2 separate regions of the Homo sapiens genome follow, and region 1 is linked to region 2. The links are chromatin loops, found by intact Hi-C in ENCODE. Cell type or tissue: mammary epithelial cell. All regions are shown on one strand. Links, peaks and the distances in the headings refer to the core of each region. The heading gives the core; the rest is flanking DNA. Region 1 overlaps LOC105374584 (a long non-coding RNA gene). Region 2 overlaps PRKCE (protein kinase C epsilon).

Region 1 (16,098 bases), core at 5,691-10,690, 660 kb before region 2:
CAGATAGAATCCATTTCATAGAATATTTTTAGCAAGTTAATATGGTAGTAACTAGGTAGGTGAGGTAAAATGAAAAGAGCATTCACTAGGCCTGGAGACAAAAGGTGGATGGAATCTAGGCTTTACCACTAAGTAGCTCAGATTAAGCAAATAAATAATCTTTGACGAACCCTGTCAGAGGCTGGGGAACCACTGTCCCTAGCCCCACCTGAAATTAAGTACTGTTGTATCAGCAGCCTTTTTGGGGCCTAATCCTCAACTGAAAGTCAAGATATAGTACTCTTCTCACATGGTTGCTATGATTAAATTAAAGTATATACAGTATATGAAATCATGTGCTACACTAACTGGTGCCTACTTACATATTTTTGCCTCTTCTCTATCCTACCTATGTCCTGTTGTGTATTTCTTTGCAAGTTCCTGTGCTCTGGCCAATCCAATCTCCCTGACCCCCGACCCTGTCCCACTTGGTGCTATATCCAGACAGAAGTTCATGCCCCAAGTCCTTCCCCAGCCTGGTCCTCCCACGTGTCCATCAGCCTGGCTCAAGCCCCACCCTTCCAGGGTGCTCAGCACAGTGTCTCTGTAGTCCTTTACAAACTAGATGTTAATAAAAATAGGAGTTAAGGTATCATCACACATGCTCTCACTGAATGCAACTGGGGCCGGGCGCAGTGGCTCACACCTGCAATCCCAACACTTTGGGAGGCCGAAGGTGGGTGGATCACCTGAGGTCAGGAGTTCGAGACTAGCCTGGCCAACATGGTGAAACCTGGTCTCTACTAAAAATACAAAAATTAGCCGGGCATGGTAGTGCATGCTGATAATCCCAGCTACTCGGGAGGCTGAGGCAGGAGAATTGCTTGAACCCGGGAGGCGGAGGTTGCAGTGAGCTGAGATCGCACCACTGCACTCCAGCCTGGGTGACAAGAGCAAAACTCCATCTAAAAAAAAAAAAAAAAAAAAAAAAAGCAATTGGGACTGTTGACCAGTTAACAGACAATGAAACACACCAGCCTTCAACATCTTATTTTAACTTAAAATGTACAAATATGTGCTTCTTGGCCACTGTTTTGATGAAAGACCCAGGCATTTTATTTGAGCATGAGCTTGTCATCATCTTTCTTGCATCATTCCAGTTTCTGTAAGTTGGAGCAAGAACATAGTCAAGTGTTCTTGTCAAGTCTGTGACCTTGAGAAGTGCAAGATCTTGCAACAGACCTGGTACCAGAAGGACTTTGTATTCCTAAGCACAGTGCTAACTGGAGTAGTGTCCTACAAATTTAGCTGAATTGCACAGAGCTTCTTGGATGGGGGCCGGAAGAGGATTGGGACAAGAACAAATAGGAGAAGCTGTAAGATATGGTGAGTGCCAAAGGAAACTCGTCTTAAATGATAACACTGCCTCTGGTGGTCAATCTCTAGATCAATAACTGGGCACAGTTTCACAGGTACCAAAGCCTTCCACCAGGTCTGTCCCTCTCATATTCAGTTGCTGAATCCTCTTTTCGGGTGTGTGTGTAGGGGCTGGGGTTTGGGAGGCTGGGGAGAAGAGGACAAGCATGGTGAGTGGGGCAGGCTTCACTTTCCCTCCTGAACTCAGCTTCCTTGGCATCTCTGTGCCATTCTTTGTCCACTCTTTGCTCCCAGGTCAGAATTCAGTTCTCAGCAATTTACAAAAGTCTTGACTTGGCCCTGGAATGCTGGCAAGCTCCAGCGGAATCAGAGACCTGAGCACAGTTCCCTAGGGCTGTTGAGGCTTCATGTGAGAGGCTTAGCAAATCCCAAGGAGAGAGTCAGTATACACACGTGCATATACATATGTGTGTATGTGTGAACAGGTATGTATGTGTGTGATTCTTCCCCCCACCTAAGCCAGGTGAGTAAAAACTGTAAATTGCAGGGATTAAAGAAATGCCCTTCCAGTTTATGGCCCCAGGAATTTCAAGGTGTGTACACGGAGGCTATAAATTATATTGTTTTTAATAAATATAATCTTATTTCCCCCACATGGACAAGGATCTCCCAGGGTGCAAGGGAGGCCAGGAAAGTCCAGCTTGTCTGGTGGGGATCAGTCCTTCCCATAGTGCAGCCAGCTATGGGGGGCATGCGGGCTGTGTAGGGAAAGACAGCCAGGTGGAGGCACGCTGGCTACAGTGGCTGCGGCAGAGGGTAGGCAGGGGTGGTGACATAGAAACCCAGGCCCCTTTAGCACTGTGTTTCTCATCCTCCTGTCCACCCACAGATCCTGATTTAGGAGAGCTGGAGAATGGCTGTGAAACTGCTGCCTGGCAGGAAAAAGGAAGGGAATTCCTGAAGTGCTCCTGATTAGCGCTCCCAGAGTGTTAGTCATTTATTTCTTGTTAGCATGACTTGGGTTCTTTAAAGATTTGGACTGGATGTGAAGAAGTCCCAAGGGCAATTACAGCCTGGGTTAAAAGCTTGTAGGAGTTAGGACCTTCTAGCACAGGCTCCTGACATTAAAGATGTTCAAACTATTGCCCAGAGAGGTCCACTGACTTGCCCCAGGTCACACAGCTCATTGGATGGCATGCTTCATGTTTTTTTTTTTTTTAAAGACTGAAACATTCAGAAAAGTTTCATTGATTTTTACACTAAATGAAGAGCAAATTTGTAACCGGTTTCTTTGTTGACTAGCTTTGGAACTTTGGGCAGTGATTTTTAAAAACTTATTATTTTTTTGTAGAGGCAGGCTGGTCTCAAACCCCTGGGCTCAAGCAATCCTCCTGCCTTGGCTTCCCAGAGTGCTGGGATTACAGGCGTGAGTCACCGTGCCCAGCCTGTGTAAGTGATTTAACCTCCATTTCCTCCTCTGTAAAATGGAGTAAATAACACCTCCCAAGATCATTGTGAGGATGCATAAGTTAACGTGTATGAGGCATCTATCTCAAGAACTCCAAGGACTCAATAAATGTTAGGTCTCCTTTCCTTCCCTCAGTATTCATTTTCTCCTCCCTGCCCTTTAAAATCACAGTTAACAAAAAATAAGTTCACAGCTGATTTCATAGGCAAGCTCACCTCAGTCCATATTGCAATGCAATGCAAATAGAGATGTCCTAGCCAGTCTGGGTAAGTCAGTGGCATAGTAAAAGGGATTGTGAGCAGGACGCTGAGAACAAGGGATGGGATTGGGTGGGGCGGGGATTGACTGAAGAGAAAAGGTCTCCAAAGGGAAGGTCGGAGGAGACTCTTACCAGTTATTAAAAAGATGTACTACAGAAGGACAGGCCTTGAGAGAGAGAAAGGGAGATGATAGTGACAGGACCAGAAGAGGAACTACTCAGATGCCATGGGTGGGAGTCCGATTAAGCAAGGAGGCCTGGGACGACTGTGGAGCCCACAGATCCCAGGAGCAAAACAAGCAGTCATTCAACTCCAGTCCCCCAAGGCAGACAGGTGAGCATCAAAGTGTGTGGGTTGCCTGGCGATGAAGCCCAAAGAAAGACACCTCCTTCCTCTGCAGCCATATGAGCTAAGGGAAGGATATGCCCGACCTTCTGCAGCTTTGGCAGAGGGGGCCTTGTCAGCTTCATATACCAGCTACCAAAGGAGTGATTCTAAAAACTGTTTTATGTTCATTACACTTCTTATTACAGCTCTTGTGCCAAAGATGCTTGGCAATGGAAAGCAGAGTGCTTGATTTGTGTAATAGATATTTTCACATGCAGCATACAGAAACACAAAAACAAAAGTGTCATAAAATGTTTGATCTGGTCTTTTTGTAGCAGCCATGGAAAACACAAAGGTTTCATTATCATGATGTTCCCCTGTAGGATCTGCAGAACACAACAGAACATGAGGGGAAGAGGGTGTTACTGCTGTGTAAAATTGGACTGAGGGAACACTGGAGCAGAAATGCAGACCTGAGCGCCCAGTGTGGGTGGCTCACCTTTCAAGCCCAATGGAAATCTAGCCTTTTCTTGGAAACTTTCCTAGCGAAATCTTAGAGGCACATGATGACTTTAGGGGTGTCTCTCCAGGCCACATCAGCCCTGAGGGGTAACCCAGTTTGTGCGGAACAATTCAATCACCTTTGGCCGCCTGGGTTCCCAGGTGCTCATTTCCTCGCACAGAAACCCCTCCTTACCATTGGAGGTAAATCTCCTTGTTGGGTTCCACCTGCCACATCCCAGCTACAACCTCAAGACCCAAGAAACCAGGGTTGAAATGCAAGGCACCAAGGCTGCTGCAGCCATCATCCAAACCCTCCACACAGGCCAGGGGCCGCTAGGCACTGGCCCAAGGCAGGGTGTAGCATCCAGACAAGAGGGGAATGGAATTTGCCAGATAATGGATGCCAGTGATTTGAGGAAGGCAACAGCCAAGGGAGAAATGGAAATGCAAACCAGGTACTGTCCAATGCAGCCGTCTACCTGAAAGGGCTCAGGAGAGGGAATCCATCTGGAGGCAAAGCAGTACAGTCAGGTAGAATTCCCTGAGCCTGAGAGCACAGCTCCAGTCTCTTTTTAAGAGGTGGAAGAGGAGGAAAGGTATCATGGCTTGGCTGGATGATCACTGTCCACTCAATGCTTACTGCTGTTATCACTTGCCCTAGAGAAGAGTTCTTGTTCTCTCCCTGCTGCTAATTACAACTCTTAATAGGTTTCCAAAATGCAGCTAATACACCCTCTGCTGAAAAATGTGGGGTGAGTTCCTAGGCATTTGCCAAGAATCTAGAGCTATTAGTGAGTAGCATTGCTACATCTCTTATCAGAGATATTCCTTTCACCTCACCACAATTCCTCATCCCTGGCCAATCCTCTTTGCTGACAAGGTTCCCAGATTGGGGCTGATGGAGTGAATGGAATGTCTTGCCTGGAATCAGGGGTCACAATAAAATAATAGAGCAGGTGAAGGGAGTGGGCTGAGGTCAGTGAGCCAAAGATGATCTAAATGGATGAAGTCAGGGAGATCATGTCAACAAACAGTGGTTTCAAGCTGGCACGCAGGAGGGTGGTCATGGCAGAAATCTGGAACATGGGCTGGAGCTGCGGCCCTGCCCAGTCTTTCTGCAGCAGGAGTCAAGACGGGGCTGCACTGATGGCCTTCCATAACTGGCCCAGCCCTGGGCCTCGGTGTGGGCTTTTCCAGACACCTCAGCTCTCCTATCTGGGCTGCTGAGGGCTTCTTCCCAGAGGTGAAGGCTTGCTCAAGGTCCCTCTTAGTTCAGGGAGTGAAAGCCTGGAGTTTGGGGGCCAACTGTCCGTCCTTCAAGTCCTCCTCACAATTTCTCTCCAAAGGCCTACAAAGTGTCTCATGCAAAACAGATTCTTCAGACCTGACCCCCTGTTCCTCAGTTCCTATGGTATTTTATGTCCCCTGCCCCACCCTAGACTTTTACTACCTTGCACATTTGGCCATTTTCTTAAATTACCAGCTATATTTTTGGTAATTATAGCCCATGTATCTTATCACGCCAATTACCTAGTGAGTGACTTTGGGTTTAAGTATGAGTGCTTAAAATGTTTCTGATCCTTTGCTAAGTGCTGTGTATAGACTATCCCATCTAATCTGCATAACAAATCTATGAGGAGATGTCATAACTTATTACCCTCATTCTTTTGAGAGGAACTAGGGACTAGAAATGTCAACAAACTTGCCCAGAGTTCTGGCTCGCTCTGTGAGTTGAGCAAGTTATAGCCACTGTGCGCCCCAGTCTCTTCATCTGTAAAATGGGGTGAATAACAGTGCCTACTTCATAAGACTGCCAGGAGAACTAGATGAACTAATGCATAAAGTGCTCAGGACAGCGCCGGGCCCATTGGTGTTTGTACCTGGTTTGCATTTCCATTTCTCCCTTGGCTGCTGTCTTCCTCAAATCATTGGCATCCATTATTGGGCAAATTCCATTCCCCACCTTGTCTGGATGCTCCACCCTGCCTTGGGCCAGTGACTGGGGCCAGTGACTGGTCTGTGTGGAGGGTTTGGATGATGGCTGCAGCAGCTTTGGTGCCTGGCATTTCAACCCTGGTTTCTTGGGTCTTGCGGTGGTGGCTGGGGTATGGCAGATAAATAAATGAACATCTAAGAGGCAGAGCTGGATGTAATCCAGGGGGTTTGATTTCAGAGCACAAGTTCCTACCTACTATCTGTGACTTCTTTCCTTGTTGACTGTGTCTTGTTCTGTTTCTTCTGAAAGCTTTGGCAGGGACTTTGATTTTCATTTTACAGATGGAAAACTGAGCTATCATAGACATGATCCAGCCAGGGCCACACACCTGTTTCTCTTCCTGAGAATTCCATGGTGATACTTCCTATATTCATATGGACCAGGCACCATTCTGAGCACTTTACACATATTAACTAACAGATCTCACATGCAGTTTTAGGCACAAAGTGCTGCTATTTATCCAATTTTGCAGATAAGGAAGCTGAAGCACAGAGTGGCCTGATTCTGTGATCATTCTTGTCCTCTGCCTGAGCCCTCCCTCAGAACTGGGGCCAACTAATTCTGCATGCAAGGCCTACAGCAGGTGCTCTAGGTTGGTAATCTAGGGACTGAGTACCAAGGTACTCGTTGTACCACGCTTTGCCCACCTTTTCTGCATTGGTCTGTGGCCAAGGCCTCAAATTGACCCCAGATTTCAATAAGTGTTTCGGCCTAACTTCCATGGGTACATCAGATCCTCCCAGTCTGGCTCACTGCCAGGTGACCAATCGCCATAGTTTGCCATGAGAATGTCCCAGTTTTGAAGCTGAAAGTCCTGTGTTGCAGAAAACCTCTAAGTCCTGCAGCTATTTTCTGACCCAGCAATGTTCTGCTCCTTAGTGGTTATTAATCCTTGCAACTTCCTATAGATTTCCAGAGGATAACCTCTCTTCTCCAAATGATCCCCCAAATCATTTCAATTTAGCAGCAGCTGCAACACATTTTAAACCACAAGAGTATAAGCAACATTATTAGGGATACTCTCTTTCCTGATGAAAGGGATCTCTTGGGTTTACTTTCCTAAAATCACACCAGAAGAACATAACTAGCCAAGTCAGCAGTTTCCTCTCTGCCCTTCACACATGACCCACTGGGCTGTTATTTAATTTTCCCGCCCTCCCTCTGCATTTTCGTTCTCCCCAAGCACTTCTAATGGTTTCCTTTCTGTCAAGGCAAGCAGCATAATGCAGAATAAAGAGATCTGGGCTTGGCATCTGGGAGACAGCTTCAGTAGAGGAAAGAGCATGGGCGCTGTGAGCAGAAAGATCTGGTGTGAATCTTGACTCTGACATGCCGTTTTATGTCCTTGTATAAGTTACTTAACCTCATTGCACATCGCCTGTAAAAGGATAACATGAGAAAGTCCGCAGTGGCGTACGTAAAGTGACTTGCACAGAGTGGGATGTGATAGACATTAGATGATTGATGAAACAGGCCTCAGTTCAAGATGGGAGCTCCTGACAGACTGGCAGGTTCCTGATCCTGATGGGGTAAATGTGTCCAGGGAGGTGCCGCTGGGCAGCTGTTACCTGCCTGATGTGGTCTCCTGACTGGATTCTATGCTTCTTACCTTTAATGTCACTTCCCTAGGGAAGCCTTATTATAAACTCACAGGCTACTGTACTCTTTCATAGTGCTTTTCATAAGTTGAATTCAAATTTTATTTCAGTAATTATTTTATTTCTATCTTCCCACCTGACCACAAACTCCCTAAAGGCAGGGACCATGATCTATCTTGTTCACTGTTGTAGCTTCAGCTGCCAAATCAGTGTCTGGCACACAGTAGGCATTCAATAAATGCTTGTTGAATAAAATGAATAAATTAAGTGGCCATTCAAAGGTACTGGAAGAGAGAATTCCGTAAGGAAGCGTAGGCAGTAACACACCACTAGATGGCGCTAATGCCATGCATGTAAACTATCCCACCAGCTTTCTCAAACCAGAGTGATGGGTGGCTAACAGTCAATTTCCAATTTGACTTGGAAGTGATTCCGCCGAGAGTGTAACATCTTGTACTGAGCACCATGCTAGGCAATTTAACAGTTATTACAATTCTTACAACAATCACAGAAAAAAGTAGCCCATTGTACAGATGATGAAATAAATTCCCAGTAATTTTAAGTAAATTTTCTAAAGAGACACAACTTGTAGGTGATGCAGTAAGGCTCTGAACCCAGATCTGTTGGCCCCCAAGCTGTGTTCTTTCCAGAATATCTCAGTGCTTCCACTTTAGTGGTCTAATGCAACCAATAAACAAGCTTCCTGGTGCGATAGGGCCCCCTGCCCACCCCCACAGTTGGTTATTTTATTACGTACCCAGTTAGAACTCTCCACACAGTCATTGATTTCTTAAAAGTCAACTTATAAGAAAGGGATAATAAAAGGCAGAATAGATTCAATGTCTCTTAAACCAGACTTTTACATCTTGAGCTCCATTGATGAGCGAAGTGTAGCATTCTGAGGAAGGAGGAAATAATCTTTAACGTATCAATCAATCATCGATAGGTCTTCATTCAGCACCTCTGTTGCACACACAGGGCTGAGCAAACACAGATGGGCTTACAATCTGGTTGGGGACAGAAGACATGCACATATGGGACATACCAATATACAACAGTACCTAAGTACCTTGTGGACGATATATACAATATGAGCACTAGGAATCCGGAGGCCAGAAAGATTCCTGTGACTGGGGTGGTCAGGGCTGACCCTCACAGAAAACACATTCAAGGAGACAGCAAGTTAACTAGTCCCTTTCTACTCAAGGTATAGACCAAGGACAAGCGGCATTGACACCACCCGACAGCTTGTTAGCAATGCAGAATCTTGGGTCTCTTCCCTGACCTCCTGAACCAGAATCTGCATTTTAACAAGATATCCAGGTGATCTGCAATGTTTAAAGACTGTTGAGGATCCAGTGTTTGTATTCATATCTCTTTAAAGTGAACGAACACTCTAATTTCACTGTTTAGTTTTAATTTGGCATTTTGTTTTGCTTTTAGAAGAATGTACTAAATACTCTTAAGCTTCTGCCATTCTTCACTCCAAGAATCTATGGAAAATCCTAATAGCTAAATCTTCTGTGGCCTGGTGATTTCTTAACTGGAAGAAAAGCTGTTATCCGAAGCACCTTTTCATGTATTTATGCAACAGGAATTATTGTTCAAGAAACTAGACTTTAAAAAACCAAAGATATATTTTTTTGAGTGACTAAAGGAAGTTTACGTTATGCTCACTACAATTCGGGTACAGTCTAATTCTTTGCAGATTGCTAATCTATGTATGCTAGACTATGGAACCACAATACTAGATCACGTTTCCTCAGGTCATTCCCCACCTCCCCACACTGTCCCCCCATACATCATTTTGAATCAGTGGAAGTTGTTGTCATGTGGAATTTGTAATAATTCTGATAGAGAAAATTAGACACTTCACACACCAGTACATGGACAGGACTTGTTTTAACATCTCAGTAAGAAGTGACAGTGGCCCTGTGTCTAACTGTGGTTCCATGTCTCTTATCCACTCGTGGAAGCTGGGTGCGTCCCTTCAGAAATTCAGTGTGGCAGAAAGAAAAGAGCACTAGAAAACTAAGCAAGAAAACATTCCTCTGGAGAACCCTGACTAACATAAAGCCCAATCCCCATCAGCACACAATATAACAAATATGCATATGGACCCTCTCAATCTAAAATGTTTAAAAATAACAATATATAACTAAACTGGCTTGCAAAAATCACTCATTGTGAAAAAAAGAAAACTAAGTGAGAAACCATAGGCTCAGGGCTGACACACGTTAGCTGTGTAGTGCCACTTCTCTGTGTCTCAGTTCCCATCTATGAATGAAGGAGGTGGAATGAGATGGTTGCTAATGTTGCTTCCTGGTCTAGCATCCCATGAGCCTAGTTAACTAGAAGTTAGAGGATGGGTAGTTATTCATTAAACCCAGAATACATAGTCCCAAACAGAAGGGGCCATATGATCCTTACTTCCAGATATAAAAGTTGAGAAGGCTGGTTACCATAGCAACTCACCTTCATGAAGTCATTTATAAATTCAATTTTGTAAAGTGACAATATTATGTACTGGCACCTGCAAAACTCCATAATGTTTCCTTTGCTTCCATTCTTGCCCCGGGCGATGGTGCCAAGAATTGTCATAATCTAGAGAAGCAATCAGAGTTCTCAAGCTGCCTTTCGGTCTGCTAGAACAGAAGGTGCTGACAGGGGTGGGAGTAAAGGAAGGCCTCCTTTCAGTTTACTAATTCTGCAGCCGCCCTTCACAAACTCCAGCAAATATTTTGCGATGTTGCAAGGTGTTACGAAAAGTGAAAAGCAAGCTGTGATTCAGCTGGTACGAAGACTTTGCAAACAAAAAAGAGTGATCTGTTTGCAGCAGACTATTACTTCTGCCAGAGCCCACAGACTGGAATACTAAAAGAGGAATTTCTGCAAGACATTGCCATCATACTTACTGGATTTTCAAAACAAAACCAATTTTAAATTGTTTGGCCTGGTAGGTTTCACCTTGTGAACCTCAGATTCCTGGGAGCTGTAGAGTCACTGCAAGGGATCTGCAAACCAGCGTGCATGTTCCGTCTGTAGAGTGAATGAAAAATATGCTCATCCATATGGATTACTTTTCAAATACACATAAATGTCATTGTGATGAATACAAGAAATTAATTTGCAATGTTAGTGAAGATACCTCAGCTCGTTATGAATTTTCGTAACTGATATTCAAAGTAGAGCCAATATCATGCTTGAGTTTAAGAAAACTCTTTTTCATGTTGAAAAGCAGTCTTCACACTTGTCAGATCACTTGTCTTGGTTCTTGGGGCAGAGGATATGGACACCTTACCATTAGGAGAGAAGCTTTCCCCCAGGATTGGCTCTGCTTTCACGGCATATGTTGGATAATATACCCACCATTTGGTTTCTAGAACCTTAACATTTGATAGGAAGACATTTAAGTGGCTCGTTGAGCCCTGTTCTTCCATGAGATACGTCATCCCTGAATATAAGTAAGATCTGAGCAGTGGACACAATTCTAGTCCAGACATTTATGTAAGAAATAGAAACTAATTTTGATTTCAAGCCTCCCTTTCTTTGCATTGTCAGAAACTTTATCTCAGTGAACTTGTGGATTTCAACCTCACCTTCCCCTGGAGTTGTATCTAGTTTCCGGGAGGGGGCTTCTGAGATGCAAGATGTGCAGAAAGGGAGGGGGGAAGGAGAGAGAGTGAAGGATGTGGTCCTCAAGATCATTCTTCCACACTGGTATTTATTGAGACATTCTTCACTCTTGTCTGTGTGACCCTTTCGGATTCAGGAGCACTCTCCATTTCTCTGATGTGCTCTTGGGCATGAAGAGACATGCTTCTTTCTCACTGGGGCATGGGAAACTTTGCACATCTGCCTACGTTCTCTTCAGTGGGGACCCATTATGCACCCATTTCTCCTCTGGGGCTTCACTGAGGATGCAAAGAACATGTCTTTTCTGCTCCCAAGTCTCACAAAAACATCTGCAATTGTGTCACCTTCCCAGGGTGAAGTAGCACACAGGATCCAGAAACATCTCTGCCCTCTGTACCTTCCCATGAATTCACTTCCTCCCCCTAAGAAACTCTTTTCTACTCTTGTTATCTTTTCTTCCAAATATTTTATCTATGCCACATTTGTTTGTTTTTTCCTTCCCATAAGGGCAACTTCTGAATCCAAAAGCCAGGAACATACTTTTATTTCTCTGCCTCTTATTATCACATCTCATCTCTGAGATAAGGAGTACAAACCAGGCTAGCTGTCCAAATGAGGGGAAGGAAAAACGAGGTAAGGAATTGGCTAATATTATTCTGCTGATTAATATAGATTTCACGAATCTAGGGCCTGCAAGAAAGGAGGTCAGCCCCAAATGAAACCAAACACTGAGCAAAAAGTGAATTTTTCTAGAATAATTAAAATAGGACCCCCAGCATTGGTGCAGTTTTTCTACTGGCTGTTGGTATTTTCTGCAGTCGGGCATCCAGAGCTAAGTGCCTGGACTTCGGGCACAGTGCTGAATTAAAAGGATCTTTTCTAAAGATTGGGTGAACAATTAAAGCTCCATCAGTCGTATATAGAGGTGCTTCACAGCCTGTCAGACTTGGGTTTTGGAAGAGGAGGGATGGGAAGGGAAGAAAGGGAAAGCAACCTAAGTTTCTAGCTCCACAGTCTCTGCCCCAGCCAGATCCGAAGTCCCTTCATTCACTCATTTATCCTTTCATTCAAAAACCATTGAATTTCTATAGTGGGCTATATACAGGGAACAAGGAACTCTGTATTTTAGTCCTGGCAAATTCATCTAAGACTCTCTTTGAAAAAAAAAAAAAAAGACATGGTTTCTGGATTTAAGGCTCTCACAGTGTAGTTGGAGGAAGAGCCCATGCGAAGATAGGCAAAGTAGCAATTTCAAAGTTATGATGAGGAAAATGCAGGTTGTAGGTGACTGTGAGGCAGGACACCTAGCCAGTCCTTGAGAACTCAGAGAAGGGTTCCTGGATAGGCCAGAAAGATAAGTGGAAACTTGACAGAGGGAGTACCAGGGCTCTGGGGAAAGAGCAACCTTGAACAGGCTAGGCCACAGGCTAGACTGCCTCTTAAGTAGAAGAGGGCCCCAGGAGCAGCTGGTCTGGCTCTGAACCAGCCTCAGATTTCCAGCAGCAGTGATGACTCTGCATTTCAAACTTGGTGATTATGAACACACATTTTTCGGATTCAAAGGAGTTAGCTGCTACATGCCTGGGCAAGAAGATTCCATTTCCCTGTTTCTCAACTTGTGCTGTGTGAATCAGGAGCCTGTAGGAGGAACACGGGGGTGGAGGGTCCTTCACAATGAAAAGCCTCAAACTCTCTTCCCCCTCACATCTTGAAGAGAGAGTGGCAGCTGCCTTCGAAGAGCCTATATTCCAGGCAAAGATGAGTTTGTTGGCAAAACCATGTAGGAGGCACCAGAGTGCTAAATTAGAGCTTTTGCAAGCAATATATTTTTATCATTAAACTCTTGGCTAAAGCTCATTTGTTCCAAATGGGCTGCCTTAGAAAGTATGCTCACCTGAGTATGGGGTGAGGGCTTTGAAAATACAAGTTTGTTCCAAAAGATGCACAAAGAAACAAAATTAACATTTATTTTATAAAAGAAGGATAGTGTGAAAAGGGATACAGCTCTTTGGCTCACTAAATCATGAGATTAGACTATATTTCTCCTGCCACGAAGAGTGGAAAATTAACATCCTGTTTGAGGAACCTCAATCACATAACCTAAAGGCCAACTCCATGTCATGGAGACAAATCAGAGAACCGAATTTGAAGGAAGGCCCAAACATTGCAGATCCCACAGGAAATGATTACATACTATTATTCTTGAGTGAATGTAGTAATATAATCCTTGAGTAAATAATCAGAACAGACTAAGTGTATTTGCGTTAAACTGTAAACAATCATCTAGATCAAATTACTTAATATTTTAATCCATGAATGTAGAATAATACGTGCTTTAGCTTATGCCAATAGGACAATCCTTAGAGATGTCTGAGTTACTTCTGGCCATGAATTTAATCCACAAAGTGATTAAGAAATTAAGAAACAATAAAATAGCCTGGGAAAACAATGTATCACTACTGTGCAGCCACTAAGCTTCTGCATCAACCCGAGGATTTTCCACACATGCTCATCATTCCAGAACTAACTAAAACAGGGGTCAGGAAACTTTTTCTTGAAGGGCCAAGCAGTAAATATTTTAGGATTTGCAACTCTGCCATTGTACACAAAAGCAGCCATACACACTATGTGAATAAATGGCTATGGCTATGTTCCAATAAAACTTTATGTGCATAAATATGCAACTGGCCTGTGGACCACAGTTTGCTGACCCTTGATCTTGAACAATTGCATAGGTGTAGAAAGATGGTCCTTTTGGAGAAATTATGAGTTCTTTAGAGCTCCATGGCAGACCAATTTCTGTGGGGCTATATGGTGAGGGTGCATTAGTCCACTGGCCTGCAAACTGCACCCCCCTTTTTTTTTTTTTTTGAGACAGAGTCTTGCTCTGTCTCCCAGGCTGGAGTGCAGTGGTGCAATCTCGGCTCACTGCAAGCTCTGCCTCCCGTGTTCACGCCATTCTCCTGCCTCAGCCTCCTGAGTAGCTGGGACTACAGGTGCCTGCCACCACACCCTGCTAATTTTTTTGTATTTTTAGTAGAGACGGGGTTTCACCGTATTACCCAGGATGGTCTCAATCTCCTGACCTCATGATCCACCCACCTTGCCCTCCCAGAGTGCTGGGATTACAGGTGTGAGCCACAGCGCCCAGCCCCTTTCTTTATAAATATTATATAAGGAAGCCTTTATAAAGACTGATGGGTGCTGTCAAAGAGGCCAGATGACTCAGCAGGCAGCAGACTTGATGTGGGATTCAGGGAGAATTGTTAGTTTGAGGTATAAACCACAGGAATAACCACAGTAAGCCAATCCCATAGTCTTTTCACACTTTCACCTGGACTGTGGCTTTGTGAGGTAACATGGGGATTCTGTACCTGATACCAATTTCAAAAGTTAAGGTTGTACACCAAAAAGTTCCAGTTTCCTTTCTAACTAAGCAAATGTTTCATTTGGGGCTGGGTAGGTACATTTTCCTGCCATATGCATGGTCCCTGCTGAATAAACATTGCTTTGTAAGCCCCCCACCCCACCACTCCCCACAACCTATCCCCTGCCATAGTTGGCCACTCAGTTATGTGTAACTTGCACTCTGTCTTGAAAAGTGGAGCTGGGCCCTAGTTCTCTTTCAGTCATCTGAACTGAAAGCAAGAGGGAAAATGCAGGCAGAGACACAGCCAGAAGGGTCATGTGGCCTCAAGGCCTGGAATAGCCTCTAGGGGGCCTTGTACAAGATGTGTTCAATGAAAAAGCACAAGCAATATTATGAAAGTGTTTCCTGTTGCGGGAAGTCAGGGACCCCAAACGGAGGGACCAGCTGAAGCCACAGCAGAACATAAATTGTGAAGATTTCACGGACATCTATTAGTTCCCCAAATTAATACTTTTATAATTTCTTATGCCTGTCTTTACTGCAATCTCTGAACATAAACTGTGAAGATTTCATGGACATTTATCACTTCCCCAATCAATACTCTTATAATTTCCTATGCCTGTCTTTACTTTAATCTCTTAATCCCATCATCTTTGTAAGCTGAGGATGTATGTCGCCTCAGGACCCTGTGATGATTGCATTAACTGCACAAATTGTTTGTAAAACACATATGTTTGAATAATATGAAATCTGGGCATCCTAAAAAAGAACAGGATAACAGTGATTTTCAGGGAACAAGGGAGATAACCATAAGGTCTGACTGCCTGTGAGGCCAGGCAGAACAGAGTCATATTTCTCTTCCTGCAGAAAGCCAATAGGAGAAATATCACTGAATTCTTTTCCCAGCAAGGAATAACCCTGGGAAAGGAATGCATTCCCAGGGGGAGGTCTCTAAAATAGCCGCTCTGGGAGTGTCTGTCTTATGCAGTTGAAGATAAGGGATGAAATACACCCTGGTCTCCTGCAGTGCCCTCAGGCTTGCTAGGATTAGGAAATTCCAGCCTGGTGAATTCTAGTCAGACTGGTTGTCTGCTCTTGAACCCTGTTTCCTGTTAAGATGTTTATCAATGACAATGCGTGCCCAGCAGGACATGGAACCTCATCAGTAATTCTAATTTCGCCCTGTCCTTGTGATCTTGCTCTGCCATTTGCCTTGTGATCTTTTATTGCCTTTTGAAGCATGTGATCTCTGTGACACACTCCCTATTCGTACACTCTCTCCCCTTCTAAAACCCCTAATAAAAACTTGCTGGTTTTGTGGCTCAAGGTCACCATCACGGTCCTACCAATATGTGATGGCACTCCCGGAGGCCCAGCTGTAAAATTTCTCTCTTTGTACTCTTTCTCTTTATTTCTCACACTGGCTGACACTTAGGGAAAATAGAAAAGAACCTACACTGAAACACTGGGGGCTGGTTCCCCTGATAGTTTCCAGTTCTATAATCCAAGAAGGCCAGTTGTTCCTATTCAGGAATCCTTACATTCCAGAAAGATCACTCTGCGGATTTACAAAAGCTTCTCTT
Region 2 (16,970 bases), core at 4,705-9,704:
TTCAGTTGAGAGTCGTGCTCTTCAGGAGCTCAACTAGATTCTCATAGTAAATATGGAGAAAATCTCAGGATTTCAGTGTGGGGGTTGGGGGTGGGGAACGTGGGGAGAGAACCATTTTTTAAAATAGCCCAGAGCACTCTGCTCTTCTTAACGAGGGCTTCTCTTAGGAGAAACTATTTTATCAGAGGTTGAGGGTTGTTTTTTTTTTTTATCAGAGATTGAGGTTTTATCAGACCCCGACTGATCTGGGGACAAGGAAATCCCCAACTCCAGCCCACTCTAGCCATCCTGTCCTATCTAAGGCCAGGGGAGGACTGAACAGCACTTGTGAGGTTCACAGCTCAAAGGCACAAATTCATGAAAACACCCTAATCACAGCTCTATGTAATTCTTTCCCTCCCTCCACACGTTACTCACATTACTAACAGCCTGTTTACTGACAGTTCCTTTTACCCGGTATATAATGTCTGGCAAGAAAAAACTGTAAGGCATCCTAAAAGGCAAAGAAAAAAAAAAACAAAAAAACCCCAAAAAACCAGTTTGAAGTGACAAGGCAAACATCAGAACTAGACTCAGATATAGCAGGGATGCTGGAATTATCTGACTGGGAATTTAAAACAACTATGATTAATATGCTAAGGGTTCTAATGGATAATGTACACAGCATGTAAGAACAAATGGGCAGTATAAGCAGAGAGATGGAAATGCTAAGAAAGAATCAGAAGAACTGCTAGAGATCAAAAACACTAACAGAAATGAAGAAAGCTTCTGATGGGCTTATTAGTAGTCTAGACATGGCTGAAGAAACAATCTCTGAGCTTCAGGATATATCCATAGCAGCTTCAAAAATGAAAAAATAAAGAGAACAAAGACTGGAAAAAATATCCAAGGATTGGGTGATAACTACAAAAAGTGTAACATATGCAAAAAGAGACTACCACTACGAGAAGAAAGAGAAAGGAACAGAAAAAAATATTAATATTTGATACAATGAGGACAGAGAATTTCCCAAAATTAATGTCAGACACCAAACCAAACCACAGCTCCAGGAAGCTTGAAGAACACCACACAGGATAAATGCCAAAAAGAAACAAACAAACAAACCAACAAAAAACTATACCAAGGCATATAATTTCTAAACTACAGAAAATCAACTATTTAAAAAACGCTGAAAGAAGTCAAAGGAAAAAAAAAAGTTTTACCTATAAAGGAGGAAAAATAAGAATTACATCCAACCTCTCCTCAGAAACCATGCCATCAAGAAGTTAAATATTCAAAATGTTGAGATAAAAACCCCACCACCCTAGAATTCTCTACCCTGCAATATTATCCTTCAAAAGTGAAGGAGAAATTAAAACTTCCTCAGACAAACAAAAATGGAAGGAATTTATGGGCAGTGATCTGCCTTGTAAGAAATGTTAAAAGTAGTTCTTCAGAGAGAAGACAAATGATACAGCTCAGAAACTTGGATCTACATGAAAAAGAGAGCAGGTAAAGAAAGGTGAAGAAATAAGTGGAGGTAAAATAAAAACTTTTATTTTTATTCTTAATTAATTTAACAGCTAATGGTTTGCCCAAAATCATAATATTAGTAATGTGCTGATTATGTGTAATTATAGTATTTCATATATGCTAGGTATGCTTATGTGTAAGTGAAATAAATGATAGTAATGAGACAAGGATGGCAGGGAGGAATTAGGATAATTTTGTTATTATAAGGTACTTGTACTGTCATGAAGCAGCACAATATTATTTGAAAGTAGATTTGGATTTGTTGTAAATGCATACTGCAAACTCCACAGCAAGCACTAAAATAAGTAAAAAAGAAAGTATAAATGATACGCTAAGAAAGGAGAGAAACAATACGAACATATTAAATGCTCAATTAAAACCACAAAAGGCAGAAAATGAGTGGAAGACAAACATAGAAACAAAGAATAAGGGCAACAAATAGAAAACAGTACTAACTATAGTAGATATTAACCCAAGTATGTCAATAATCAATAATCATTGACTTCAAATGTCAATAGTCTAAATATACCAATTAAAAGACAGATTGTTAGAGTGGATCAAAAAAAACAAGACCCAACTAACTATATGTTGTTCACAAGAAACCCACCTTAAAGACACATACAGATTAAAAGTAAAGACATAGAGTAAGATATACCATGCTAACACTAAACCCAAAAAAGCAGAAAAGCTAAATTAATTTCAGACCCAGCAGACTTCAGAGCAAGGAAAGTTATTAGGGATAAAAAGGTCAATTCTCAAAAAAGACGTAATTTTTAACGTGTATGTACCTAAAACCAGAGCATCAAAGTAAGTGAGGCAAAAACTGATGGTACTACAAGGAGAAACAGATGATGCTGCTATTATAATTGGAGACTTCAGCACCCCTTTATTCAAAAATAAACAGATCTAGCAGGCAGAAACATTAATCAAATCAACAGCAACATTAATCAACAGCAACATTAATCAACTGAATCAACAGCAACATTAATCAACTGAATATAACTGACATCTATCAACAACTTCATTCGGTGACAGAAGAATACACATTCTTCTCAAGATATGAAGCAATCACCAAGAAAGACCACATTCTGGGCCATAAAATACACCTTAACAAATTTAAAAGAATGGAAATCATACAATGTTGGCTTTAGACCACAATGGAATTAACCTGGAAATCAATAAGAGAAAGATAGCTCAAAAATTCCAAAATACTTGGAGATTAAACACATTGCTAAATAGCATATGAGTGAGAAAAGAAATCTCAAGATAAGTTTTAAAATATTTTGAATTAATTAAAATACAACTTACCGGCCGGGTATGGAAGCTCATGCCTGTAATCCCAGCACTTTGGGAGGCCAAGGCAGGTGGATCACTTGAGGTCAGGAGTTTGAGACCAGCCTGGCCAACATGGCAAAACCCCATCTCTACTAAAAATACAAAAATTAGCCAGGTGTGGTGGCGTATGCCTGCAATCCCAGCTATTTGGGAGGCTGAGGCAGGAGAATCGCTTGAACTCGGGAGGCAGAGGTTGTAGTGAGCCGAGATCATACCACTGCACTCCAGCCTGGGTGACAGAGTGAGACTCTGTCTCAAAAAAATAAATAAATAAAATAAAAATAAAAAATGAAATAAAATAAAATACAACATCAAAATTAGTGGGATATAGCAAAAGCAGTGCTTCAAAGGAAGTTTATAGCATTGAATGCATATATTAGGAAAAACATTCTAAAAATCAATAATCTAAGCCTCTATCTTAGGAAACTAGAAAAAGGAGACCAAAGTAGCTTACTTAAATCCAAAGTAAGCAGGAGAAAAGAAATAATAAGAATTAGAGCAAAAATCATTTGAATTAAAAACAGAAAATCAGTAGAGAAAAACCAACAACAAAAAGCTGGTTCTTTGTAAAGAGCAATAGACTCAATAAGCCTCTAGTAAGGCTAGTGAGAGAGAGAGAGAGAAAGAGAAGACACAAATTATTAATATCAGAAATGAGAGGACATCATTATGGATCCTATGGGCATTAAAAGAATAAAAGAGTATTATAAAGAATATTATGCCTATCATTTGATAACCCACACAAAATGAGACTAATTCCTTAAAATACACAATCTGCCACAACTTACATAAGAAGACATACACAGTACAAACAGGCTTATCTTGTAAAGCAATAGAATCAATCATTAATAACCTTCCAAAACAGAAAGCACTAGGCCCAAATGGTGAATTCTGCCAAACACTTAAGGAAGAAATTATATCAATTCTCTATAATATCTTCTAGAAGAAAGAAACAGACAGAATATATCCTAACTCATTTTAGGAGGCCACCATTACCATAATATCAAAGCAAAGATATTATAAAATCTACAGATCAATAACTTTTATGAATATGAATGCAAAAAATCTTCAACAACAATCAGCAAATTGAATCCAACAATTTATAAAGAGAATTACACACCATGACCAAGTAGGATTTATCCCAGGCAAGCAAGGCTGGTTCAACATTTGAAAAATCAACTAATGTAATCAATTGTTATCAATAGACTAAAGAGAGAAAAAAAATCAAATAATTCTAACAATAGATGTAGACAAAGCATTTGACAAAATCCAAACCTATTTATGATAAAATATCTCAGTAAACAAGGAACTGAAGAGAATTTCCTCAACTTAATAAAGAACATCAACAAAAACCCTACAGCCAATTTCATACTAAGATCAGGAACACAAAAAGGATGCTCCCTCTCACCACTCCTTTTCAACACTATACTGGAAGTTCTAACTAATGCAGTAAGACAAGAAAAAGAAATAAAAAGTATACTGATTGGAAAGGAAGAAATAAAACTATAAAACTATCTTTGTTTGTAGATGATATGATTGTCCATGTAGAAAATCCAAAAGAATCAACAAAAAACTCCTGGAACCAATAATGATTATAGCCAGATTGAAGAATACAAAGTTAATATACAAAAGTCAGTTGTTTTCCTATACACCAGCAATGAACAAATGGAATTTAAAAATAAAAACAATACCATCTATGTTATCATTCCCCCAAATGAAATATTTACATATAAATCTCACAAAATATGTACAAGATCTATATAAGTAGAACTACAAAACCGTTGTGAAAAAAATCAAGAACTAAATACATATAGAGATATACCGTATTCATGGATAGAAAGACTCAGTATTTGTCAAGATGTCTTTCCAAACTCGATCTATATATTCAACGCAACCTTAATCAAAATCCCAGCAAGTTATTTATGGATATCGACAAACTCATTCTAAAGTTTATATGGAGAGGCAAAAGACCCAGGCAAAAGACCCAAGCAAAAGGCTAACACAATATTGAAGAAAAAGAACGAAGTCAGAAGACTGACACTACCCAATTTCAAGACTTACTATAAAGCTGAAGTAATCAAGACAATGTGGAATTGGCAAAACATCAATGGAACAGACAAATAGATCAATGGAACAGAACAGACAGCCCAGAGCAGACCCGCACAAATACAGCCAACTGATCTTTGACAAAGAAGCAAAGGCAATAAAATGGAGCAAAGACAGTTTTCAACAAATGGTGCTAGAAAAACTAGACATGCAAAACAGTGAATCTAGACACAAACCTTACGATCTTCACAAAAATGAATCCAAAATGGACTGTAGACCTAAATGTAAAAGGCAAAACTATGAAACTCCTTGAAGATAATATAGAAGAAAATATAGGTAACCTTGGCTACACAGATAACTTTCTTGATGCAACACCATGATGCATGGACATGATCCATGAAAAAAAGAGCTGATAAGCTGAACTTCATTAAAATAAAAAACTTTTGCTCTGTCCCCCACCTCCCCAAACTAAAACAAACAAACAAACAAACAAAAAACAAACAAAACCAAACCACACACTGCCAATAGAATAAAAAGACAAGTAACAGACTGGGAGAAAGTATTTACAAAAGACATATATGATAATATATGCCTATATTATCCAATATAGGCAACAAACTCTTAAACTTAACAATAACAAAATGAATAACCCAATGGGCAAAAGACTTGAGCATACACCTCGCCAAAGAAGATATTCAGATGGTAAATAAGCATAGGAGAAGATGCTCCACTTCATGTGTCATTAGGAAATTACAAATTAAAACAATGAGATACCACTACACACCTATTAAAATGGCCAAAATACAAGGAGGTAACTGATAACACCCAATGCCATTCAGGATATGAAGCAACAGGAACTTTTTATTCATTGCTGGTAGGAATGCATAGTGGTCCAGCCACTTTGAGAGACAGTTTGGCAGTTTCTTACAAAACTAAATATACCATTACCATAAGATCCAGCAATTACACTACTGATATTTACCCAAATGAGGTGAAGAGTTATGTTCATATAAAAACCCGCACATGGATGTTTATAGCAGTTGTATTCATAATTGCCAAAACTTGAAAGCAAGCAAAATGTCCTTTAGTAGGTGAACGGATAAACTATGGTATATCCAGACACTGAAATATTATCCAGCCTTAAAAAGAAGTGAGTTAGCAACTGTGAAAAGACATAGCAGAACATTAAATGCATATTGCTAAGTGAAAGGTGCCAATCTCAAAAGGCTATCCCCTGTATCATTCCAACTATAGGACATTCTGGAAAAGGTAAAACTATGAAAATGGTAAAAAGTTTAGTGGTTACCAGGGGTTAGGAGAGAGGGAGGGATGAAGAAGCAGAACACAGAGGATTTTTAGTGCAGTAAAACTATTCTGTAAGATACTATAATGGTAGATTCATGTCATTATACATTTGTCCAAAATCATGGAAATGTACACCACCAAGAGTGAGCCCTAATGTAAACTATGGACTTTGATGATGATGTGTCAATGAAGGTTCACTGACCGTTAACAAATATACCACTCCGTTGCAGAATGCTGATGGTGAGGGAGGCCGTGCATGTGTGGAGGCAGAAGGTTTGTGGAAAATCTTTATACCTTTGACCTATTTTGTTGTGAACCTAAAACTACTCTAAAAAGTAAAGTCTACTAAAAATGTTTAAAAACCAAAACTGTTCCTGGAGTGAAGCCAGGCAGGATAAGCAGCCAGATCTCCGTAATGCTCTACATAACCTGGTCACCTGTCTGGAGAGAGCCCCCCCAGACCAGCCTGGACAGTTCAACTGAGCTACTGAACCCAAGATGCCCATTGGGCTAAAGGTGGGGGTGGGGTGAGGTGGTGGCAGGGTGGCTTTCTCAGGACAAAAACAAACAAGAAAACTCCAGCGCAGCCAGGCCATGGCACCGACTTGACTAATGGAGTTATCACTAATAACTCTGATCCGCGGGCTGATCAGAGACCAGGCAACAGCACTGTGCCCAGAATTCTGTCCCCACTACCCTGCCTCATTGCATCAGCTGCCCTTTGATGCTCATTCACCACACCTGCTCCACCCACCAAACCCATGAAAGCTGTCTTCTGCCTCTCTGTGAAGTGACGGAAAAGAGAATAAAAGAGCCAAGTTGAGAATTTCTTGAGAAGGGCAACTAACTTGTCTACATAACTTGACCACTAGCTCCCTCTGGTGTTGAAATGCCAGACCTGTCTGTCCTGACAAAACAACTTGGGCTGGCAGGTCGGCAAAGGGGGTATCTTTTTTTGGTTTTGGTTTTGAGGACTTTGCCTTTTATTTTTAAAAAGTCTGCTATTTCCCCTGAGTTATGTACTCATCTTAATATGTAAAAAAAATCTCAATCACACATCAGTTAGCATGCACGATGTGAGATAGTGACTTTGAAAGTGCTTTGAAAAGTCTGGAAATGCCAGGGCAAAGTGGTGAGGAAGGGGAGCTCCAGTTACTCTGGGCAGCCATAACGGGAGCAAGATGGGCTCCTGGAGGCTGCAGGTGTCACTGGGAGGCCACAGACCAGCAAAGGACAGTGGGCGTCCCTGTTGGAACCAAAAGAAACCTGAGATGCATTTGCATTAATGTGGCCAAATGAACCACCCACCCCCACCCCTCACAACACTACTGGGGAGCACCAAGGCCAAAGGCCGTGAGCCCCTGCTGCCAATCCACTCCCAGCCCTAGGCTGCCCTTTAAGGCTTCTCTTTCCAGAATGCCTCTCAGTGCTCACTTTCACTGGTTTCATTTGGATAAAGTTGTACCGGGAAGAAATAGATCTGCTTTGCCAGGGGCTCTTACAAAAAGAGAAGCGCTCTTCTACTACTACCCAGCTATTCACCACACATTTGTTGAGGACCTACTATGTGCTGGGTGGTGCAGCAGCAGCAGTGTTGTCTGGGGACACACTGGGGTTCAGGCACTCTGACTTTCACCTTCTATCACACATCCTACCGTCATTTGGAGAGACTTGGTTTCCATGTTTCCACCCTTTTTATAGCTGAGATTGAAGCAAAAGGCAGGCCAGGCTCCTGGGAATTCCTCCAAAGCAAGCAGACAACCTTCTGGGAATGGTGACAGAGCCACTCCTAAGGAGGGGCCCAGGCCCATGTATGCTGCAGGAATTTCTTTATGTTGGGGTAATTTGGCCCTTGAGGGTGAGCCAGGGCAATGGTTTGATTTCATAACAGGTTCCAGTCATGCCAAGCTCAGAGACAGAGAGCAAATATTTGCAAATGGGAAATTGTGTGCTTGTGCAATGGAAGTTGGCAGGGGTGTGAGAGTGAACGACCGCAAAGTCGTTCACGCAGAATGAGGAGAAAGGAGGTAAGAGGGATGCCCCCCTGGGGTCATGCTGGGCCAAATGTCATCACCAGAAAGAGATTTTGGAGTCCTGATCACACCAGAACCGTGACTCAGAGCTTTCCGGGGACCACGATCGGCCGCTTGTCTGCTACCCAGCATTCCTCAGATCAAAGCTCAGACTGAATTTTCAGCCAATCTGCCACGTGTACAGGGGACATTCTCATGGTCCCCAGGCATTGTGGATGTTACTGCAAAGGATTCTGAGTCAACCAAAGCACTCCTGTGGCATTCTTTCTCCCTACACCCCTTTCCAGGCCCTCTCTTGCCTGTAAATTGCTCACACTTATTTCTGACTCAATGCCTGAATTATCGCCTATGATTTCACTTATTATGTTCAATGACCAAGCACAGTGCAAGTTTCTAGAGAACTAAAGTAATGTTTTATCTCCAGGTTCACCACGACGCCTTGCACAAATCAGGACAACATGCTTTTCAGTTATTCTAACTCTACGGAAAGTAGTAGTACTACAGTGGCATAAATGACACCTCTCAGACCAGACCCAATAGATAACAGGGAACTAGAATCCCAAGCTCACCATGCAAGCCACACAAATTAAACGTCAATGAAAAGGAAGGTAAAGCAGTCCATTAACATGGCTTGACTTTAAAGCAAACAAGTAAAAGTGCCCTTATGTAATTCCCTCCTTGTATAATTCAACCACAAAAAGACAAGGGTTTAAAGTGATTGTTTGATTTCTGTGGGCCTTTCTTTCATAATTATTCACACATATGCATGAAAAGGTATGTATGAGGATGTCTGTGACAGCATAAATTAAAATGGCGACAACACACAAACCAGTAAACATCCATCAAGAGGGCAACATTTTAAACAATCTACGGAACATCCACAATGTGGACTCTTTCTAGTAAGTAAAGTAGATGTCTGTACACTGCCTTGGAAATACTCCAAGACATACTGTAGAAAAGCAAATTATATAACTATGCACGGAGGATTGAATTAACAAATATTTATTGGATGTCAGTGTGCAGGCACTGTTCTAGATGCTGGGTAAACAGAGAATAAAACAGACAAAAAAAAATCTCTGTCCTCATGGACCTTGTATTTGGATTGGGAGAGACAGAAATTAACATTATAAGGTCTGGCGTGGTGGCTCATGCCTGTAATCCCAGCACGTTGGGAGGCTGAGGTAGGTGGATCACTTGAGGTTGGGAGCTAAAGACCACCCTGGCCAACATGATGAAACCCCATCTCTACTAAAAATGTAAAAATTTGCCGGGCGTGGTGGCAGGTGCCTGTAATCCCAGCTACTTGGGAGGCTGAGGCAGGAAGATCACTTGAACCCAGGAGGCAGAGGTTGCAGTGAGCTGAGATTGCACCGCTGCACTCCAGCCTGGGTGACAAAGTGAGACTCTGTCAAAAAAAAAAAAGAAGAAAGAAAGAAAGGAAGAAAGAAAGAAACTAACATTATACAAGTAATTTAGACTGGGTGCAGTGGCTCACACCTGTAATCCCAGCACTTTGGGAGGCTGAGGAGGACGGATCACTTGAGGTCAGGAGTTTGAGACCAGCCTGGCCAACATGGTGAAACCCTGTCTCTATTAAAAATACAAAAATTAGCCTAGTGTGGTGGCATGCACCTATAGTCCCAGCTACTCCAGAGGCTGAGGCAGGAGAATTGCTTGAACCTGGGAGGTGAAAGTTGCAGTGAGCTGAGAGCCGAGATCATGTCACTGCACTCCAGCCTGGGCAACAGAGCGAGACTCCATCTCAAAAAAAAAAAAAAGAAAGTAATTTAGAATATTAGAAGATGATAAGTGCTATGTTAGAAAAAAAAGCAGAGGAAGTAAGAGACGAGAGACAAGAGCTTGAGAGCTACCCAGTGGTCAGGGTAGACCCCATAGACAAGACGATTGCATTTGTGAGGAGGCGAAGGGGATGTGGATGGGGAGGTGCAGGTGTGCCAGGCAGCCCCTAAGCTGCCTCCTGATTGCCCCTGCCTCATAGTGTTCATGCTTTTATGTAACTCCCTCCCTTGGAGAGGACTGGACGTAGTGATTCTCTTCTAATGAACAGAAAACATCAAAAGCGATAAGATGTCCCATTGCCTCGTGTCTGGGGCATCTTTTCTCACTTTCTTGTTTGCATTGAAGGAAGCCAGTCACTGTGTGGAGAGGCCCATACGGCAGAGAACTGATGTTTCTGGTCAGTGGCCATGTGGGCGAGCTTGGAAGTGGATCCTCTTCCAGTTGAGTTTTCAGATGAGACAACAGCCCCAGCTCTCAGCTTGACTGAAACCTCATGAGAGTCAGATGCACCCAGCTAAGCTCCATCCAGATTTCTGACCAGCGGAAACTCTGAGAAAATAAGTATTGGTTGTTTTACACCACTATGTCCTGGGGTCATTTGTTATGTAGCAATAGACTCTAACGCAGTGTGTGTGAGTATCCGTGCAGCAAAGGCACACAAAAAGAGGACATTTTTAGAAGTAAGAGGACCCATAGCACATTTTTAGAAGTCTGAGGATGAAAGTGGAAAGAGAATATAAAGAAAGCCTTTAATATTTTTAATATATATCTAACTTCAGTCTTGCTTGGATCTTTGACAGTAAGAACAGTGAGAATGTATTTATGTATTGTGCTCTTTATAATTCTAAAAATAAAAGTTGAAGTTACGACAAGGGACCTAGCTGTTAAAAATAGTAAAGGACTGACATTTTCAGAAATGTTGAAAATTAAAAATTATTCTGCATGTTTTTAGTGTTTTTAAGTATCCAAAATACTTTTTTTTTTTTTTAAACAAGGAAAGGAAGGAAGGAGGGAGACAGGCAGGCCTTTCTTTCATCTTTATGGCTCTGCACAGCCACCCCAAGGTATGTGGCTAAGATCACTCCATTTTTATTTTTTATTACTGTCCTCAGAAGGGAAGAGGGCAGTTGGGGTTAAAAGCCAAGGGCACTAAGCCAGGGTGACCTGCTTGCAACCTCCCAGCTAGGCAGTACCCAAACCAGGACAGCTCCTCCAAATCCTAGCCTGTGATCTCTTCAGGCCACCACTCCTGTTTACTACTTACTGGAGAGGAGGGGACACCCTGTCCCCTTGGCCCCTGAAAACAGCCGCAGATCAGAGCAGTTATTAAGATGTGTGTCAGAGAGAGGCAGGAGCGAGGAAGAAGATTCTTTAGGAATCTCCAGGCCAGGTCTTCGTGGAGTACACCTTCCTCCCTGTGCCTCGTCCCCTGTCCTGGAGGACAGCAGGTGCAGAGCATTCACCCCAGATGGGGATGAGAAAAAGCAGGGCTTCCGCTTCCACAGGCCCCCGCAGGCCCAACTGCAGGCTCCGTCAGGAGGTCTGGCTTTCCTGTGAAGTTGCCCCTTGGTGCCCGATGACTTCAGAGCAGCTGTGCTGAGACATGAGTGTGGGGGATGGGACGGGGGCAGGTGAGAACTGGATCTTCTCTAGAGAAGGAAACTGCAATCAAAGGGTATTGGGTGTCTCTGCCTCCAGGGGCCACTGACTCCATGTGTCAATGGGAAAATAAAACAGGTGGAAAAGGGCCCCAGAGAGGCCCATGGTGCCAGTGAACCTGAGATTGGAGAAGGCAGCACTGTTCCAACAAAGTGCAGAATGAAAAGGCTACAAATGCCCGAGACTAGCGATGCTGCTCCTGGAACCTGGGAAGCTGATTTCTGGACTGTTTAATAGTGGTTGAGGGGCTCGGACAGACCCACGAATGAGTCTGGAGAGACTCAGACGCAGCAGGCACTTGAGTCACAAAATGAAAGAAAGAAATGAACTATTTTGCCTGCTCACTTTGTGCCAGCATTTTTCTGCCCTCGGTTAAGGATCTCAGTTACCCAATGATCGTGTGAGCATCCTGCAAGGGTCTGGCCCCTCTGTGGCTGTGGGCTGCAAAGGACAAGGGCTGGTTGCCCCACAGTTCCTGGTTGTATGCCCTGCATGCACCCACTCTTTCCAGATTTCCATTTCCTTGTCATAAAAGCAGACATAATTATGCTCCCTCTACCTGGCTGACAAAGGGACAGTCCCCAGAAGGGTACACACACAATGCTTGAACCTGTGTGGCTCAGACAGTTTTAGACTGGAGAAAGAGTGACCAGGACAGTCTCATGGATCCCTCCTCGTAGACCCAAGCTCTGAAGAAACCTGTTTTGCTGAAAATACTGTAATCTATTTCCAGGAATGGGAACGGGAATGGCAAAAAAGCTGAAGCCATAGGGCAGCAGGCCAAATAGATGATCTCCAGCCAGGACCAGGGGACCAGAGCTCCAGCCTAGCAGGCCCTGCTAGCATGGTCCAGCAAGACAGAAAGCCTGGCTGAGTCTTCCTAAGCAGCAAAGGGTGGCATAGGGCACCTGCCAAAGCCAGGAACAGGGCCAGGCTGCATGGGTGCAAGAGCCAGCTTCATAGGGACTTGCTCGGGGATGCTTGCAGGTCACTAAGTCTTGATTTCTTTTTCTTAGTAATCATAGTAGCAGAACCAGGCTTAGACCTGGGCACAAGCAGCCCCTGCCTTGGGCCCATGCTGGCCTCTTCTGGCCATGACCCCTCTCCACAGGGTAAGGAGTCTACAGGGCCAAGAAGCCTTAAGGAGGAGAAAGGATCTAAAGAGATAAGTGGAAGCAGGCAATTTTCCAGGGCCATCCAGCTAATCTGTATGATACTATCATGGTAGATAACGAGCACTGTCCATTTGTCCAAATCCACAGAATGCTCAACACCATGAGTGGATCCCAAGGTAAACCACAGACTGTGAGTGATAATGATGTGCTGTGCAGGTTCCGTGGCTGTGCACGTGTGCTGCTGTGGTGGGGATGCTGGTGGGGGGAGGCCATGTGTGTTGGGGGGCACATAATACAGGGACTCTCTGTACTTTCTGCTCAATTTTGCTGTGAACCTAAAAATGCTCTTAAAAAAATAAGGTTTCTTAATTAAAGAGAGAGGAAGACAAAGAGAGAGGGAGAGGGAGAAGGAGAGGGTCACAGAACAGCAGCAAGGGGAAAAAAAGGCCAAGTAATAACATCAGAGCCACAGAAGAGTAAAAGTCTGCACACTTTGGCTGGGGAGCTTCAGGTCTCAGCCTTCGTCTTCTAGCCCTCATGCGGCCTGATTCCCTCCGGGTTCCTGGGCTCCCATGGACAGATACCCTTGCTCCAGGCATCCTAATTCTGCCCCTTCTTTCCTTGAGCAGGGGCAAGAGCATTTCCTGCCCAACAAGAGCTGAATACACTGTCCCTGCCCCTCCTTCTTCCAGGGTCATTGGGGACCCACAGCCCTCACAGTGATGTCTGGGTGTCTGGGCTGCTTTCTTAAAATATCAATATTTATGATGATAGTATCTTCATTTAGGTTCACTAGATAGATCAATAATTAATATATTTACAAAAAAAAAAACAGACATCAGCTCATCAGGGTTCCCTCCAAAGCAGGCCCTGCTTCCCGGCAACCACACTAATCTTTCCAAAAGCACATCACTCCTCTGCTAGACACTCGAGACTCCTGCTCCCCTCCCTTCTTCCTCTTCTGCTCTCTTCACCTCACCTACAGGATTCCAGGCAGGCCCCATTTTGTTCAGGGTCACACACTAGAAAGAATACTCCAACGGGGAAGTGGAATGGCTCCGCCCCCACCTCCAGGGGTGCCGGGAAGCTCACAGGATGCTGGGCATGTCCACAGTCAGCACCTCCTCATGTCCAGTGGCTGGATTGTGTTCTGTCCCCACAATTGCTATTTCCAGCCCTCACCACCCTCCTCGTGCCTCTCACACCCCCACTTCTCCCTCCTACTTCAAAAAAGACTTCCTCTTTCAGAAAATAAGGGGAATCTCCTTGCAATGCCCTCAACAGATTCAAAACTTAAATGATGACTTTGTCCACTCACCTCCTCCTGGATTTCTATCCCTGACACCCGAGATGCATCTGCACCCAGGCCTGGTAGCCAGGCTTGCCCTCCATCTGGGGAAGGCGGTGTCCATCATTCTCCCCAAGGCCCATCCCCGCTCGCCTCCCCTTCCCTGCTGTATCAACAGTCAGTCCCCTCTCCCTTCTGCCTCATCCATCTCTCCTTTGCCACTGTCTTTTTCCTGACTAAAACATTCTGAAAAAACATCTCCCTCTATTAGCACTTTAGCCTACAGCACTTGGGCTCCATCCCACTGTCCCACTAAGACAGCTCCTGCTGAGGTTCCTAGTGACCTCCTTGTTGTTAAATCCAACCCCATGTTTCGTGTCTTATCTTAAATAACCTGTTGGAAAGCATTTGGCACCACTTCTTTATAAAACTGTTAAAAATTATCTACTCTTTTGGCTTCCATGGTGCCATTCTTTGCTACTTTTCCTCCTACCTGTGAGTGCTTCCCTCTCATTGCCTTGGCAGGCCCACCCTTGGATGTTGGTACCCACCCTCATGGTGTTATCTTTGACTTTTTTCTCTTCATACTCAATGTACTTACCCTGGAGAATGACATTGACTTTATAGCTTTAATTGCTTAGATCCTGACAAAACCCACATCTAAATGCTCAGTCTAGACCTATTCCCCAACTGTCAGTGAGAATGTCCAACAGGTGGACAGCTTCGTGTCAATTTGCCACGGGCACCTCGAGTTAAGGTGTCCCCAGCTCAGGCTCCATTTCTACCTCCAACCTTATCCTCCCTCTTGTATCCCCATCTCAGTGAATGCTATCACTGCCCTCCCAGCTGCTTCTGGTCACTACATCCAATAAATCATTCCTCCTTGATATATTAAAGTCATTCTCCTCTTCATTCCCACTGCAGCCCTGATCTTATTTCCAATTCTCATAGTTTCTCATTGGGATCCCTTCAATGACCAATTTGTTATGTCCTAGGTTTATTTTCTTATACTTTACTTATATTCTTCTAATTTTTCTACAATGGGAATTTATGAATAATACATTCCACACAAACAGTAAAACACTATTTTAAAATATTGTCCATGCAATATCCCTGCCTAGTAGTTCACGGTTGCCCAACCGTGCAAGCAGGCTGGACCGGCTTATAAAACTGGACACACTTCTCAGGCCACCAGAATACATTTCCACCTCCCTGTGTTATATGCTACTCCCCGTGCCACTTAGCATCATCATCTGAGTGCGCTGTTTGCGGGTGGCACGGCAGGAAACAGGAAGGAACTGAGGACGCGAGAGTCAAGGTTCAAATCCTACTTCTGCTAATAAATTGTGTGATGTGAGCAAGTTGCTTAGTCTCTGAGCCTCCGTTTCCTCACCAGGGCCATGGGAATAATATCCCCTATGTCCCAAGCTGGTGACGAGTCAGCAAGCTACCTTATGTGACAAGGTTCTGGCATGGCTCTTTCAAAGAGTAAGCACTGAGCCATGGACCATGCAAGAAAAGCCTCAATTCACACCTCTCACTTCCTTCATGGCCTAACTCCAAAAATATTACTTTTCTTCTGCTCTAATGTATCTTTCCTGAAATTATTATGCTTTTGTAGACTCATTTTGTCTCCCCAGATTGTGAGTGATCTTAAGGCGTGGAGTCCGCCCTCCTCCTTCCTCGGTGTTTCCCTCCACCCAGTCCTGGATGGTCTCTGCCCAGAGTCTGCCTACCAAATGCACAGAGTTACTAATGCAGGATTAACAAAGGCTTGCACTCAGTTCTTGGCCAAATCTGGAATCAGACAAGGGTTTTTTATAAAGCAGGGATGGGGGCAGGCAGCAAGGAAGGGGACATGCAGGGGCTGAGGGCAGGGCAGGGAGCAACTTACCTTTACACTGCAAACCCTGCCGCAAGAGTCCCCAGAGCAGGGACCCACAGTGATCGCAGAAGGTAGGGACCTTGTAGTTGTGGATACCGAACTTGTGGGGCATGTTGACGCTGAACCGCTGGGAGCCCACCTGCAGGGATGGCAAGATACAGGTTCACCACCGAGCTCCTCAGTTCCCCAGAAGACTTGTCAACGGAACTCTCAAAGAACTTTTTCCAAGAGAGCTTGTGTCATTGTAGGTGGCAGGCCCTAGCTTGGCTCTAAAAGCTGCCCTGAGGTGAAAAGAGCTTCCATCCTGCCCTGGCCTTGGCTCCTGATGCTCTTAACTCACTGTTGGCTACTCCATTTGACTGTGCAAGGCCAGGCCTACTCCCCAACATGGTCCTCTCCAGGACTTCAGGACTTTAAGCAATCATAGTACAGTGTCCTCAATGTGTACCTCAGGCCGGGTGCAGTGGATCATATCTGTAATCCCAGCATTTTGGGAGGCTGAGGTAGGCGGACCACCTGAGGTCAGGAGTTCGAGACCAGCCTGGCCAACATGGTGAAACCCTGTCTCTACTAAAAACACAAAAATTAGCCGGGCATGGTGGTGCGAGCCTGTAATCCCAGCTACTCGGAAGGCTGAGGCAGGAGAATTGCTTGAATCCGGGAGGCAGAGGTTGCAGTGAGCCAAGATCATCCCACTGCACCCTAGCCTGGGTGACAGAGCAAGACTCTGTCTCAAAAAAAAAAAAAAAAAATTGTACCTTCAATACTGCTGTGTGCCTGGAAGCCCCACCTAGGCAAAAAGTCTCTAGGAAGCTCAATGGTGGACACGGGATTCTGTGCAGCAGCGTGTAAACTCTGCACAATGTTGTGGAAACTGTGGATCAGTCAGAACGGACAACAATTAGGAGGAAGATGGCTAATACAGAATGGTGAGCACTAAGAATGCTAAGGTCTCAGCCCTGACCACACACCAGGCACCATTATCTCAGTTA

Evidence for each region. Peaks named below come from ENCODE experiments on the same cell type or tissue, not always from the same donor. Only the 100,000 strongest peaks of a DNase experiment are listed, where the experiment ranks them.
Region 1: a loop joins it to region 2, with 8 times the contacts of the local background. A loop is called at or near these places in 29 of 110 quality-filtered maps.

Annotation. Positions count from the first base shown.
Region 1 is chr2:46,642,465-46,658,562 of GRCh38, reverse strand. It overlaps LOC105374584 (a long non-coding RNA gene), which reads right to left. Exons shown (of 2, transcript XR_940058.3): 2 at 3,574-10,548. Among named protein-coding and RNA genes, the nearest start is that of CRIPT, 33 kb to the right of the region's middle. In mammary epithelial cell, for the core only: a CTCF peak has its summit at 7,841 (motif pointing right); a DNase peak (open chromatin) is centred at 7,852.
Region 2 is chr2:45,983,698-46,000,667 of GRCh38, reverse strand. PRKCE (protein kinase C epsilon) reads right to left here. Exons shown (of 15, transcript NM_005400.3): 6 at 15,988-16,117. Among named protein-coding and RNA genes, the nearest start is that of EPAS1, 310 kb to the left of the region's middle. In mammary epithelial cell, for the core only: a CTCF peak has its summit at 7,089 (motif pointing left); DNase peaks (open chromatin) are centred at 7,067 and 8,117; H3K27ac peaks cover 318 bases.